Regions from separate parts of the Mus musculus genome. Here region 2 is linked to region 1. The links are chromatin loops, found by intact Hi-C in ENCODE. Cell type or tissue: left cerebral cortex. All regions are shown on one strand.

Region 1 (8,000 bases):
GGGTCTACAAACATTTATCAAGAGGACCCATTTCAGGGAGTTATAAGGCAATGCAACTAAAGCTCTTAGCTGGAGAGTCTGACATACAGTGAGCATCCAAAAATGTGAACTACTGAAAACTTCTCAGCAGTATGATTGTGTGTCATCTGGTGTAAATTTACCAGGCACAAGAATTTGAACAGAGGCATTTTCAAACATCCAGGCGATTGCTGCTGCTCTGTGTGCATAGGCAAGGTTTTCAAAGGAGCCATAAAAGAGCCTCTGGATAGTCGGAAAAGAGAAGAGGGAAAATTGTAGTTTTTATTTAATAAAAATCTTCTTTGAGAATTTCAAATATATATACACAATGAATTCCTATCTGCTATTGTAGTGATTTAAAAGGATGTTTTATAGAATGATGTTCTCCTCCATCTTGGGACTCCCTAGGAGTCCAAGAAGAAGAAGAGGAGGAGGTGAGTGGGTATACTTCTGGGTACCAATCTTGGCTTCACTGGGTTAGATCCCTTTAGTTTTCCTTATGAACTAGGGCTTTGAATAACATTAATTCAGAATGAAGGTTTCTTATGGCTTTGAAATATTTGTACACCACTGTGACAGTCCAAGAAATTATTGAACTATTTCTAGAGAGCAGGGTGGTATAGAGCAATGCATTTTATGAATCAATTCATGATTCTACAGCTGTGGTTTTCAAACTTTAGGCTTTAGTTGGTTTCTGACCTTATACTAGTTTATCCTGATAGTGGAAATGCTTCACAATGATCTTTTGAAAGCATAGATGTCAATATCAATTTCTATTAGTAACTAAATAAATCTGTGCATTTAAAGAATAATAAAGTCTAGACAAAAGTTTTAAGAATGTCTTACAAATTTGTCAGTAAAAAGCAAAGTATAAATTTCAAGTATTTGAATTATCAAAACAAATTAGAATATATTCAAGTATACTGTTATCTTATTAATTGGTTAATATTATTTTTAAGTTTTATTTTTAACTTTCAGGTTCGTAAAAAATAGATGAAGGATGAAACCCAGGGTCTCATGCATTTTAGACAATTGTTATACCATTGAATAATATTACCAAATAATTTTCCTTTTTATTGCCATATATTCGCTGTACATGTTAATGCACTTCATAAGACAAGTTTATAATATCTTTTGATTATGTTCCTTCATAAAATACTATATCCCTTTGTGGCCATGTTGTTATTTTGTGTCAGGATACTATCCAAGGGAAAATCAATACCATTTCTAATAAAAACTATACTTCTTAAACAAATCTATCACTTTAAATAAATAAGCAATTTGACTTATCATGAATAATAATTATGTATAGCTGATACATATGAATTTGTGCATGGGTTGTCTATATTTAATCTTTTTCCACCCCAAGAAATAGCCTTCAGATGAGCAATAGAAAATTTTAATGGAGAGCCTTTGATTTTTTTTTTTTACTTAAAAAATTAGTTCTTTGAGAATTTTGTACAATATGTTTTGATCATATTTACCTTTGTCTTCTAACTCCTTCAGATCCACCCTTCCCTCTCTATTCACCCGCCTTTTATACTCCTGTTTATCCCTAAGTCTGTCAATGCAGTTTGTGCTACCCAAATATTCTTGGATGTGCGGCCTTTTACTGAAGCATGGTTTACTTACCAGGGGCTATTCTCTTAAAGAAAACTGGCTCTTTTCCTGGTAGTTATTAATTGCCAATAGTTCCTTGGCTAGAGGTGGGACTCTGTGCATACTTCCTCTCTCCATGTTGGACTTTGGCCTAGCTTAGGCTTGCACAAGTCTTGTGTATGCTGTTATAACCACCATGAATTCATATGTGAAGCCACCCTGTTGTATCTGGAAGACCCTGTTTCCTTGGAGCCACCCACCACCTTTAGCCCTTACACTCTTCAGCCCTCTTCCTCAATGATGCCTATGCCTTGGGAAGAAGGGATAGGATATGAACTCTTAGACACATTTTATAATTTGTTTTCTCCCATTTCACATATAACATCATATCACATTGTTGCATATATGTAATCATTTTTAGAAGGAAGGAGAGGACTTATTGCTCATAAATGTCCTTTATGTTGTCTGATTGGACCCTCACTATTTAATATTGTAATTATTTGCACCACAAGTGCAGGCATTTCATATTTCCCCAAATGTGAAAGAGGTAAAAAATCTTTGTTTTATGAAATGTGTATTACATTTTTTTTCTGTCTACAACATTTACCTTCTTGATAAGGTGAATATTAAACTAGTTCATAGTCTCAGAACTTATGCTATCTGACTGGAAGAAATTTCCACAGAATGAGTTGCAGACCAGCTGTGATTCAAAACATTTCCATGGATAACTAAGAGGTGCCAGAATGAGAAATACACAAATGTGAACAAGAAATGAATTCACTGACAGGATAGTGCTGTCAGTGGTGATTTTTTTATGTGGTAAATGTCTTTCCAAAATTTGGTAAGTGGTACTGTTTAGGAAAAAAAACATTTTAGTTTGCTACACTGTAAGAAAAAGTCATATCAGTGACTTTCTATCCTCTGTGCATAGACCATTTGAAAGCTAAGTAAGTCTTAGATAGATGTTACATTGAACCTTGAATCTATGAATTATACAAGACAAATAAGAATTTTTTTTCATTTTAGGTAGAACACTGCTGAGGATATTAACATAGTCCTTGGAGACTAAATTTATGATGAATTGTTGATTATCATTTATAAATGTATAGGTTGTCAGCAGCGCATTATCAAAATCATACTGTTCTCTCCCTGCCAATTTCTGTGCCTTTGAGCCTTTCTGCGTAGTTGGTCACCAGGAGATCCTTAGCTAGTAAGCAAATTACTTATTGGCCTAAGCCAAGCATCATAAATTAGGTAAAGAAACACTGCATTTCAAGTTCAAATTCCTTCTATTATATCCAGTGCTATTAGCCTTCTCTGTCAGCGTGGATAATCACGTGTTAACTGCCAGTCCCTGTAGAAACGATGCCTTTGTTGAAAATGCTTTTATAAACCACAAAAATTTAGTCTAAATGAAGTTTGGTTTGTAAATGGTTCCACTCTTGGAAAATATGTATGTCTTTCCTTTGGCTGGTGACCTCAGCTTCACTAGAAACTTCTTGGTCTATTCCTAGCCTGAAAGGAATGCAGAGACAATTCTGTTGCTTCTGATCATCCGCGTGACCACACACCTGCTTATGAATGTACTTTATATAAGATGATTAGTTTATGTGTTTGTGTCTGTGGAATGAAAACAATGGAAAGAGTGTATATGTATCTACTAATCTGAGAGGAAATAGTGAAGGCAAGAGATGGTAAAGTGTTTGGAAAGATCAAGAAATGCGCCAAGGAAGACCTAAGGTAGTATTTTGTACCCACTGCGTGCCTTTGTAGTTTGAGAGGTCTTCCTTGGAGCAAAAGAGCTACTCACAAACATGGCTGCTGCAAGAATGGCCCTGCTATTTTTAGGTGAGACCTCAACAGAAATTTAGGAAGGTCTTCTGATCCTACAGATAGAGGTGGGTGGGAGACTGTTTCTGTCTTTGAGAGTGTACAGGTGGGCACTAATTTACAGAGAACAAGAACATGATTTGTACTGGAAAAGTCCTCGCTTCAAAGTAGGCAATGACTGAGAATAGCTTTGGACAGTCTGTTATCTCTAACTTATGGTCTAGTTGACAGAAGTCTGTGTGCCAGGCTTCATGTTTTCTCATTAAATGCTAAATCCCAAGCAGTTCCCATCTCAAAAACCTTCCAGATGGAATATCTGAAAAACAACTTTCTAAAAAATATAATAACATAGAAAGGAAAAAAAAAAAAACCCGAGTAGTCATTGTTCAGTTGCTCATAGCAATACTATTTTATTTTATGTAAAATGACAGTTTGGCGCTGGTGCCTAAAGCTTGCCTCAAAAGCTTTGTGGGGAGTGTTGATTTCAGGCAGTGTCTTTGTGAGAGCACAGATGTCAGGGAAAGAACACACTCCTGGCAGCCACCTGCAAATGTGATCTCTTTAAAAACTAACAAATATATAAGTAAAGGTAACCTTCTATAGCCTTTCATTTTCATGTCATAGAGGAAACCTTGTCATGGCGTAGCACTGACAGTGAGAACAACTGGGGTAAGGAAGTCAAAATTTACATGAAGGATGAGTTAGTATGGCTTATGATGTAGAAAAGTATACGTGATGGCCAGCCGTGCATTTACATGTGTCACAACAGTCAGTTTTTAATTTTCTCTGTAGTATTTTATATTGTGAAATGATGATAGGCGATAGGTTGTTAGTTGTTGTTGTTTTGGTTGCTCAGGCTTTTTATTAATGACCTGTAGGATCTGTGCTTTTTTTTTTTTTTTTGTATGTTTAACTGCATTTCCTTTGTTACTGAATTCATTGTGGGTAATGGCCTGTACACCCTTAGAGGTTCGGGATGTATGATGGGTAGCAGTCAAGAAGGGCAGGGCTGTGAGCAAGAGCTTGTAAGGACTAATACTACCCTTGGGAGAGCTGAGATGACAGCTCATTAGCTCTTCTTGCAGGGAAATGCAGCCAAGCAAAGGAAGCTCTTCTGGATGTTGTTTTGCTTTCTTCCTTATGTTTTCAAATATTTGAGCAAGTTGCACAAATGTTACCTCTCTGCATCCTTCTCACATCTTATAGGTCTTTTTATTTTTTTAAGCATTAAGAGGCAAATAAATAATGGTTTTGGTCTTTTATTTTTCCAGACAGCACCTGGAGTACATAAAAGATTTTTCCGGAAAGTAAAAAATCTCATCTCAGCGTTTCAGAAGCCGGATCAAGGCATCGTGACGCCTCTGCAGTATCCAGTTGAAAAGTCCTCTGGCAGGGGCCCACAAGCTCCCACAGGTGTGCTGCCCAGTTTTGAAAGTATTGCAGAGTTTCGGGTTGGGGGGCGGGGCATGTGGGTAAACCTATTCATACCCACGTCATAAACAGGAAGACTTATAAGAAAAACGCAACAAGGAGAGAGCTGGAGCCAGCCAATCAGGTGAGAGGTAATGACACAAAGGGGCCATAAGATGCTCTAACACTTACCTTTTTCATAAAACCGTAGAACTATGGAAAGTATGATTCCGGGATATTTTAATCTCTTTATTTCTAGCTTATTGTCCCTCTTCCTCTTTGTAGACAGTAAATACCACTTTGCTTCAGTAACCCACGCATGTACAATTTGAAAGATGGCACAGGAAGGCTAGAGCTAGCTTGGTTCCTGTGATTCTGACTCCTGGACTGATGACCTTTGAATGAATGAGTGAAATTTTTACTGTAGCAAAGGAATTCAAATTAGCAAACTTGGCTGTTTTACCAGCATGCATGATTCTCCTGAGCAAAGTTATTTTTAGTGAGTTGTTGAGCTCAGGAGTGAACACGCCAGCCAGCTGATGTCTCTGTTGTTCTTTTATGAAAAAGGGTTAGTATTTTGTTTTGAGTGAGAAGATTTGCCATGATTGATGCAGTTAATATTTATGATAAAATGAGTTCTTAAAATTTTGAGGACAAGAACCAGGCTTAGGCATAAGTTGATAATTAGACTCAAATGTGAATTAAATTAATGAATAGCAAAGCCTTTGAAATGAAATATAGATAGAACTCTAATTTAGAATGCAACTAACTTTCCTTTCTGTCCAGTAGTCTATTCTTTTGGATGAATTTTAAATAATAATTTTAAATAGCTGCATGAGGCATAGCATTAGGTTCAATATTACAAATTTGAGTTAAACTATTATTTTAATACTGAACAACTTTGTCCTGATGTTTGCTATTCTTTTTCTTTAGGGAGAAGAGATTCTGATATCTGCCTGAATGCACCATGAAGAAGAGTAACTCACTCTGTACTCTATTTTCAATAATTTAAGTATGTGCCAAGTCTTGTATATTGTAGATAGTACAGTTCAGCGAGCTGCAAATGCCTTTTAAGCACGACTCTAGTCCTGTAATAGCATCTCGCCTGATGTCAAAGCTGCAAGTGGACGTGGTAGATAACAAGTGCTTTAAAGTGCGGATTGGAAAACTGAATCCCTTAGGGTATTTTTAGTTGCCGTATTTACAAATGAGAAACAATTTAAAAGCACAATGAAGACTTTACACAAGATTAATGTCGTTTCTTGCCAAATGTAAATAAAATAAAAATGATCTCTTTTTTTTTTTTTTGGTTAAAAGCGGCATTTTTCGTGACTTATTTCATAGCTATTGATTTGCAAGCGTCTTGCTTGACTTCATGGTACCAAGGTGGTTGGTGTGCAGATATAATAGCTGTGGTGCCCAAGGCTTCTTTTGGGATTTATGAAGGTGTGTGCTCAAAGAAGTACTAGATAAAGAGAAAAGACTATTTGTTTAAATTTGAAATCCACCTTCTTGCCTAGAGTTCTTCTGCTAAGACAGTTAAATCTTTGGACTAGTGGGGTGTGGTAAGGCATACTTTTCATTCCAGCACTAGAGACATGGAAGTGGGGCGATCAGGAGTTTAGTATCATTTGGCTACAGGACACCCTTCTTCAAAAACAAAATAAGCCTGCAGAGCAAACTGGAATTTACAAGCCTATATTTTAAAGTAGGCTTTAAATGTTTATTGTGCTTGATGCTACAGGTTTTGAAATTATGTTAGAGAGCTGATGAAATGATGCAATGAATTTTTGTTTTTCATATATCTGTGCCCCAGTCGTTTCGACTGCAAGCAGAAATGTATTTGGAAGGGAACTCCCGTGGCTGCATCTCATGATCAACTGATCTGTAATTAGGCAACCCCACAAAAGCTTGTGATTTCATTAATTTTCAGCGATTCTGAGTCATGCGAAGCCGAAGTAAGAGTTGAATTGTAGGCAGTGTTGTCTTCTCACATTTATATTTCCATGGCTTTTGTGATTGATAGTATGCCAAGTTGCTTCAGGGCTCACAGAATTCATTCACTCAAAGAGCATAATAGGGCACTGGGGGCACAGAAGTAGAAACACCTGTTTCATGCCTTCAGGCGGTGCACTGCCCTTTTGGACAGGAAAACAGTAAGGTAAAAACAATGAAAAGAAAACTTTAGAGACAACAGTGGCTTTAAAAGTTGATACATATGTAAGTGAAGTTCCCAATATGTAGGTACATTTGTATTTAGTGGTATGCTGAATCAGCATAAATACTCTGGTCCAAAATCCATAGGAAAACTAATACATTAGAACTCGGAGTGTTCCCTGAATCTTGTGAGCTTGGTTAAGAATGCATGAACTGCTAAGAGACAGGGCTAGTTATGCATCTGGAGCATTTGACATGGATGCTTTGAGCATGCAGAGATGGAGTATGGTGACAGTGACTCACTGGGGACAACTTGCTATTTGTTGAAATAAGAGCATCATTAACTTGCATATAAGTTAAGTAGTTTACTTTTAAGATAAAACAAAATACATACGTTTAAATACTTTAACGATAGGATGTCATGTAGTCCAGGCTGATCTCCAGCTTGCTGTGTAGTTAGGGATGACCTTCAAGTTGGGATCCTTCTGTTTTCACCTCCTGAATGCTTATATTATGGGCGTGTGTCACCATACCTGATTTGTACAGCACCGTGGCTTTAACCCAGGAATTTGTGCATGCTGGACAAGCACTCTACCAGCCAAATTACATCCTCAGTACCTAAAACTATTTTTAAAATCCTTTATTTTGAATTTAGATTTTAATGTGTGTTTTAACTCTCTGAAATCTGTTCATTCCTGAATAACTAAATATATGAGTGGCATTTACCTGTTCCTTTATAAAACTCTGTTCTGAAAATGCATGAGTGGCCTTCACCTTTAACTAAAGTAATTGAAAATTTTATTTACCCAGTTTGTTTTTAAATATTCATTTAAAATACAGAGACAGTCCCATATACATAGTGAGGTCCAGGTAGGCAGGTCTACATGGAGAGACCCTTTCCCTATCTCAAAAACAAACAAACAAACAAACAGATAAATAAAATATAGAGACAGTTGCTGTTAATAAATTAAAGCACTGAAGAAGGC
Region 2 (8,000 bases), 240 kb before region 1:
CGATAACCTAGCTTTGATTTGAACTCACATGGTAGATAGAAACTGCTGTAAAGTTATCCTCTTAGTGAATACACATAGTAAATAAAAATTGTAAGAATTCATATGGGTGGGCACTAGGTCAGATAGATTATTCTGGCAGTTGTAATGATTCAGCAAAATAAAACAGCCAAGCGTAAGGCATATTGATATGAGGAAACTATAATAAATTTGATTAAGTATCCCCTCAGATCAACAAATCTTTTTTTTTACTATCCACTGCTGCCTGGGTAGACACCCAAAGACCAGAAAGATCGACTTTGTTTTTGACATTTGTTCCTAGGACATGGGATACAAATGTAACATTTTTTACAAACGGGACCAAGTATGTTTTACAAGGTGCTATGAGAGGCTCTCATAGTAGATTTGCTCAGGAGGACTTTGTGGTTTTGGATTTTTTTTTTTAAAGGCAGGTAACTCTAACATTTTATATTTAAAAAAAAATCACACTATAACAAAGTAGGAAAAATTTAATGGTGAACATATTTTGTACTTGGTATCAGTCCATATCCTCTCTATGAAGGCTGTTTCTATGTATTTCAAAGCAAATGGCAAACATGGGCCTACTTCTCCAAACTCCTGTAGCCTATATATCTTTATGCACTTAATACTTAATTTCTATTTGGCAAATTGTACGTGATAAATATGCAAACTAGGTTCGTGTTTGCTGTTTGTAACAATTGCTTAAATAATTAACTCCCATCCTTATTAAAGATACTGAGCCACACTATCAACTCTAGACGGTTTCTTTATAGTCTTCAGCTAGTCTCTGCTTCCATCCTTTTCTACAGGTAGCAACTTTCCAGTTTCTCTTCATCATCAATGAAACTTGACCGTCATAGAATGTCATTTAAGTGAGTCATCCAGTGTTGTGTTTGTGTATAAAATTCTTAGCTTGGGATCTTTGTGCAGGTGTTGTAAGGGAAAAGTTCATTCTGTTCTTGGGTTAGACTCCACTGTGAACATGCAGAACAGTTTATTAATTCACTAGATACATATACTTGTTTCTACCTTTTGCTAATTATGAACAAGAAAAGCTGCTATGTAAGTTGCATCTTTAAAATTAACAGGCAGGCCAAATATAATGAGAGTGAAATAACTTTCAAGTCAAGGAGACAGCACACATGACCCCTACGTGTAAAACGTAATTGAAGGCAGGGGGCTAAGAGAGGGGGAAAGTGCTCCCTACACAGTAACTTCTACATTTTAGAAATCAAAACATTCACAACTAATTACTTGAACCTTAAAGGTTTACACTATTCAAATTCTTTAAAAATATATCATGGTGAAGCATGCCCATGCCTCAGGAGGCAAAAGGTTGCTTGCTCCCTGTGTCCTAGAACATTCTTGTCCACATCGTATAGCTTATTACATCTTGATGTTTTGGAGTGTTCATACATTGTGAAATTTGTAAGCCAAGCAGGGTTATTACTTTTGCTATGAGAATACTTAAAAATCTCTTGATGGTTTTTCAGTTAATACATATTGTTATTTAAATGGACAGCATGTTATATTTGAAACAGATACTTAGCCTTTTTTTCAAACTTCTCCTCCCCAGCCTCTGGGAAGCTTCTGGGCATCTCTGAGTTTGATTAGTTTACATTCTGCATTAAAGTGTGGTACTCTCTGTTCTGTGCCTGGGCCCATGTCGCTTGAGATAATGTCCTCCTGTATGCTCTTAAAAGTAGCAGGAGTGGTGAATCCTAATGGGCCAGCCACAACACATTCCGTGGATTTACTAATGACTTAGTGATACCGAGCACTGACTAATATACTTCTTGGCCACTTGTGTGTCATTAAGCCTTTTGCCTATTTTTAAAATCAGGTTATTTGATTTTTTTGCTGTCTACTTGTATGAATTTCTTTCTTGTATATTTTGAACTAAGGGCAATGTAATTTGTGAATATTTTCTTACCTGAATTTTTTTTTTATACAGCCCTATTCTTCCTTTCTGCTGTCTATCTCTCTATTTATGTAGAGGCTGAGTTTCTCTGTGTGGCCCTGGCTGTCCTGGCTTGAACATCAAAGATCCAATTTAAAGATGTATGGTACCACTGCCAGTTTTATTTCTTAATGTTCTTCAAGCCATATGTCCAGACAGGTATCCTGGAGAATTTTCTTCTGTGGTTTTTGGTCTTTAAATTCTAATCCATTTTAAACTTACTTATTTAAAATTTAGTTAACTTTATTTTTTATGTGTATATAGGTGTTTTGCTGGCATGTGTGTGCACCAGTGAGTCAAGAAGGAGGCATTGGATCCCCTAGGACAGGAGTTAGAGACACATGTGAGCTGCTGTGTGGGTACTAGGAATAGAACTGGGTGGGTTCTTTTAGAAAAGTAGTCAGAACTCTTGAGCCACTGAAACATCTCTCTGGCAGTGTTTATAAATTTATATAGTGTCTGAGTTTAGGGTTTAGTTTCATCTTCCGGTGAATGAATATCCAGTCTTTCTAACATTGTTTACTAAAATGATTGTCCTTTCTCCATTGTGTGTTCTTGGATGTCAACCATAAAAGTGTGCAGTTATTTCTGCCTCTCCATTCTGTTCCATTGGTCTTTGTGTTTGTTTTTATGCCTATATTATGTTATTTTGATTACTGAGGTTTTTAAAAATTAGCTAGTGGATACCTTCACCTTTACTTTTCCTTCCTTAAGATTGCACTGGCTATTTAAAGTCTCTTGTAATTCCATACAAATGTCACAATTGCTTCATTCGTTTCTGTAAAAAAATGTCATGAGCATTTTAATATGAATTATGTTGTTGCTTTGGGGCTATATGGGCATTTAAACAATATTAGTACTTCACATACATTGCTACGAAGTATCTTTACACTTACTTGTGTCTTCAGTTTCAGTGTTACAGCTTTTAGTATACAAATCTTTTTACCTCTTTAGTTCAATGTGTTCCTTAGTATTTATTAAATTATTGTGCGTAGGGTGTAGCTTGTGGGGGTTTGGAAGGAAGGGAATGAGAGAATAGAAGTGCGTGCCACAAGAGATGTGTGGAAGTCAGAAAATAATTTGTGGGAGTTGGTTCTCTCCTTACACTATGGGTTCTGGGGATTGAACTCAAGCTACAAAGAAAGTCCTTTGCCTGCTGTCTCCCTGCCTTAGTATGTTCATAGCCAGTGTAAATTAGCATTGTTTCTTACACTTACACTTACAACAAACTGAAAAGAATCCAAGTGTAGAAATGGTGCTAATTTATCATTCTTTTATAACTTAACTGGACTTGCTTAATAGCTCCAACATGTTTTCACTGGCTTCTTCCATCAAGGTCTTCTCCAGAAAAACCGATGTCTAGTGATAATTGAACCTTTTCCTTTCAAATTAGGACACCTTTGTTTTTCTTCCTACCCATTGTTGTGGCTGTGAGAATAGGCATCCCTATCTTATCCTGATCTGAGAAGAAATGCTTTCAACTTCACAGTATTGGATATGGTTTATTGCAATGATGTTATTTTTATTATATAAATTATGTATTATATTAAATCTATTTATAGTATATATAATAGATATAAACCTCCTTTGTTTCTTTTTAATTTATAAAAGCCTATTCTACATGATGAAAGTATACTATTTGGGTGTCCATTTGCATGAAATGTCTTTTCCATCCCTTCACTTTGTCTGTTTATATTCCTTAAAGGTGAAGTGAGTCGTTTATAAGAAGTATCTTGCCCATGACCAAGGCAACTTATAGAAGAAAGTTTATAGGGGGCTTACAGTTTCAGCGAGTAAGTGCATGACCATCAGGCAGCAGGCAGATGTGCATGGCATTGGAGCAGTAGCTCAGAGCTTACATCTTTATCAACAAGTAGGATGAGGCAAAGAGGTAAGGAAATGGGCTTTGATAGTTCAAAGCCAGCTCCCAGTGACACATCTCTGATAAGGCCACACCTCCCTCCCAATCCTTCCCAAACAGCACACCAATTAGGGAACTATGAGAGTCGGTCTCATTCAGACTACCACAGGCAGCATATAGTTTGGATTTTTTTTAATCTATTAAACTCAGTTTTAATCGGCAATTTTTCTGACTAAAACACAGAGTACTTAGTGCTGCCATCTTTTCGTCTGTTTCCTGATGGTTTTGTAGATCTCTTGCACTTTTTCTTAGTCTTTTTAAGTTTTTATCTAGTGGTGTGTTTTGACTTGTTACTTTTGATTCTTTTGGTTGTCACCTGCAGTTCTATCTTAATATTTCAAGTTGGTTCTTTAATCATGGTAATAAAATGATTTTCACAATAAAACAAATCAAATAACTTATTTGATTTCCCTGTGCACAGAAAATTACCTCCACACAGTAGTAGTCTAAGTATGTATCATTCTAAGCATATCTTAGTTGCTTATACTTCTTTTTATCTGTGGCTAGGGTCCATGAGATTTCCCTCTATTCATGTTGCCATTGTTCAGGGCTTATTTAAGGCAGCCATATTGATGAGATTTCATGGGTGTAGCTTCTCTGACATTTCTAGGAGTCACAGTCTCACAGCAAACTTCCTCATTCTCAGACACTTAAAATCTTTCTACTCTTTTTCCCTCAGTGTTCTCTGAGCATAAGATTCGGGAGTTGTATTATAAATATATCCCTTGAGTTTGGGCACCGCAAGATCAGATGTTCTCTACTGTTTTGACCAGTTGTGATTTTCTGTGATAGTCTCCATCTGTTACAAAGAGAAACATCTTTGAAGAGTGAGAGCTACATTTACCAGTATCTGTTTTAGTAACTGTTAGGGGAAAAAAAAAGCATCAAAAAACAAAACAGTAAAAGGGTTGGGGGATCTGTGTCTGAACAGAGTTCCAAAAGGAAGAATCAAAAAATGACTAAGAAATATTTTTAAAATGTACATCATCCTTAGCAATTAGGAAAGGAAAATCAAAACAACTTTGAAATTTCATCTTACTCCAGTGATAATGAGTATAACCAACAAAACAAAAGACAACAGATGTTGGCAAGAAAGTAGAGAAACTTTAAATATGTCACTCCAGTTTCCTAGACTGTAAGACTTATGATTGGAGGTGGCTACTAGACCGATTGACTCTCTATGTGATATGCTGTCTTTTGTTGCTTTCAAGGTTTGCTTTTTTGTCTTTGATTTTAAAAGTTGGATTATAATGTGCTATTTTTCATTATATGGGTATTGACATGGCCAAAGCACAGTTAGTCCTGCCATCTTTTATACATAGTTTCCAAAGTTGATCATCTTTAGCTCGTATGCGGGTGGGACACAGTAGACTGCCTTTGGGAAGTCTTCATGGTTTATTTTTGTGAGTGGCAGGAAGCAGCACTCCTTCATGCCCGGTGCTTTTGATTCTGCCTTTGGGTTCCTGCTTGAGTTCCTGCCCTGATTTTACATTACTTTTTGTCATAGTGTTTTATCATAGCAATAGAAAGGTAGTGCGAAAGCGGGTTCAGAATTGTTGGTTATTGCTATCACAGACGTGACCTTGTTGTTTTAGGGCGTGTTTGAAACTTTGGGTGGAATAGTCACCAGAGACCAAAGCTCAGTGACCCGTTCTTTGGGAGCTTGGGAGGTTACGAATGCTTAAAACAGTGCAGGTAATAAAAATCTGGCTTGTGATGTTTCAGAAGGAAGTTGGAGAATCTCTCAAAGATTCTATCAGGCTGTGTTAAGAATATGTAGCTTCAATAAGCACACAGAGTTGTAATCTATAGGGACTAAGGCTGATTCTCATGCTGGCACCTTGGAAATGTTTAAAAGGTTTTGTTGCCATGAGAGATGCAGAGCTGAAGTGGTCATGAACAGAAGCTAAGGCCTTGGCATCATGTAGCAGAGTTAAGAATTCCTGTAGAGAGGCCAGTGGTAAAGACTTAAACTTATACACCTAAAAGAAGACAATTGTTAATGTCTTTCTCAGTGCATCATGACTTGGTAGACACATAGTGGTTTGTTCCATTAATAATGATTTTTTTTTGAGAAAGTGTTTCTCTGTATAGCCCTGGCTGTCCTGGAACTCACTTTGTACACCAGGCTGGCCTTGAACTCAGAAATCCACCTGCCTCCGCCTCCCAAGTGCCGGGATTAAAGGTGTGCGCCACCACGCCCGGCAATAATGATTTTTAACTATAGTGCTGGTGATGTGTTTCTTCACTCTGAAACTAATATGGTTTTTGCCTTATAATTAAGTGAGTCTGAAGAGATGGCTCAGCGTTAAGTACTGACTACTTTTCCAGAGGACTTGGGTTTGGTTTCTAGCAGCTAATAACCACCTGTAACTCCAGTTCTAGGGTACCTGATGATACCCTCTTCTGGCCTTCATGAACATGCAAGCAAAATACCCATACACATAAAATTGTGTGAAGATATAGTGCGTCTGTGTGCATGTCTTGTAACTAACTCTTCCTGTGTTTATCTTTCACTAGTTTTATTATAATTATTCCTTGAGCATTTTATATATGCATATAATATATTGTGACAGTATTCATCCTCACTCTTAATTCCATCAAGATCCACCCCACTCCTCACTTTATGTCCTTTATTTTTTTAATAACCTACAGAGACCATATGCTGTCCATGTATTCATGAGTGTGGTACATCCTCTGGAGTACTGACAACCTACCAGGAGCCACACCCATAAAGAAAGATGACTTCTCTAGAAGCTGTTGATTGTCCATAGTGCCTGAGCCAGAACTCAGTGCTCATGCAGCCCCTTCCATGCTGGCATTTTGACTTGCTCATGTGAAGCTCTTATGCAGGAAATAACAGCTGCTGCTCCCAAGGAAAGTGGACCTGCCATGTACAGTATATACTGTTTCACTTTGATTCTCCCTGACCTCTGACTCTTAAGCTTTCTGCCCCTCTTCCATGATGGTCCCTGGCTTTTGTGGAAAACAGTGATAATAGATTCCCCATTTCTGCCTGAGCACTCCTCTGATACTTAGTGTCTGCTTTGACTTTGATTTTTGCCTGAATCAGTTGTTTGTTTATAATAGTCTTTCGGAGATAAATCATAGATATTTACTTTATTCTACAGTTATAATTCATAATATCATTACTGATTTTTGTCTAAGATATGACTAGTTATAGCCCTTTCAAGCTGGTGTCTGTCTGCCTTTGGTCATTTGATTACCTAATGGCATTGTAAGATATTCCAGATTCATTTTGTGTTTTTTACTACCCCACCCCTCAAATGAGCTATTTCTCCATAGAGCCTCAGTTCTTAAGAGTAGTGTTTAGAAGCCAGGACCTGGAAACTTCACATGCTCATTGGTGCTGTTTCTAGAGACATGCTTAGAGGACAGAGCTGGAAATATATACAAGGACACACACATCTATCCATATATCTACGCCCCCCCCCCAGTGCAGTGTTACTTACCTTCTCCCTGCCATGATCACTACTGTGAAATAGGACTTTGATTTTGTTTTTGCATATTTGAAATATCACTGATTTTAAGAGGCAAAAGTACACAGAAGACACACCTAAGAGAATTCTCACTTCCTTATTCTTTCCATTCCGTCCTTGGACTCCATTCTTTTTCAGTGTATCTCCTTGAGTAAGCAGACCTAGTTTTTCACTAGTGTTTTGTGTATTTTCACACAGCTGGCAAATGTATGTGTGCTAACTATATATGTATGTATGTATGTATGTATGTATGTATGTTTGTATGTATGCATGCATTTTTAAATTAGGGTGTATTATCATTCCAAATTTCTAGAAACAGTTGATATTTCAAATGGCAAATACCTGTATATTTCTGCTATATATTGTCAAATGCCTCTCTGTAGAGGTTGAAACAATGTATTACTTGCTTGCATGTAGTGCTGAATTTAGGAGTGCCTATTTCTCCACAGCCCAACAGAAAGAATATGTCATAATCTTTGTAATCCAATAACTGGAACAAACTTTGTCTCTGTTTATACAGTACTGCATTACTTTGTTCATAAATGCATTATAGTCTACATATGAAGTCTACATTATAGTCTACATACAAAGGCTACTGGTC

What was found. Hi-C counts contacts between places; a loop is a spot of excess contacts. Peaks named below come from ENCODE experiments on the same cell type or tissue, not always from the same donor. Only the 100,000 strongest peaks of a DNase experiment are listed, where the experiment ranks them.
Region 2: a loop joins it to region 1, with 2.8 times the contacts of the local background. A loop is called at or near these places in 7 of 42 quality-filtered maps.

What each region holds. Positions count from the first base shown.
Region 1 is chrX:42,515,925-42,523,924 of GRCm38, forward strand. It overlaps Sh2d1a (SH2 domain containing 1A), which reads left to right. Exons shown (of 4, transcript NM_011364.4): 3 at 4,719-4,860; 4 at 5,791-6,173. The coding sequence ends at 5,828. Among named protein-coding and RNA genes, the nearest start is that of Sh2d1a, 17 kb to the left of the region's middle. In left cerebral cortex, no CTCF peak of the experiment used is centred here; a DNase peak (open chromatin) is centred at 3,937.
Region 2 is chrX:42,278,501-42,286,500 of GRCm38, forward strand. No RefSeq gene overlaps it. Among named protein-coding and RNA genes, the nearest start is that of B230118I11Rik, 96 kb to the right of the region's middle. In left cerebral cortex, no CTCF peak of the experiment used is centred here; a DNase peak (open chromatin) is centred at 4,632.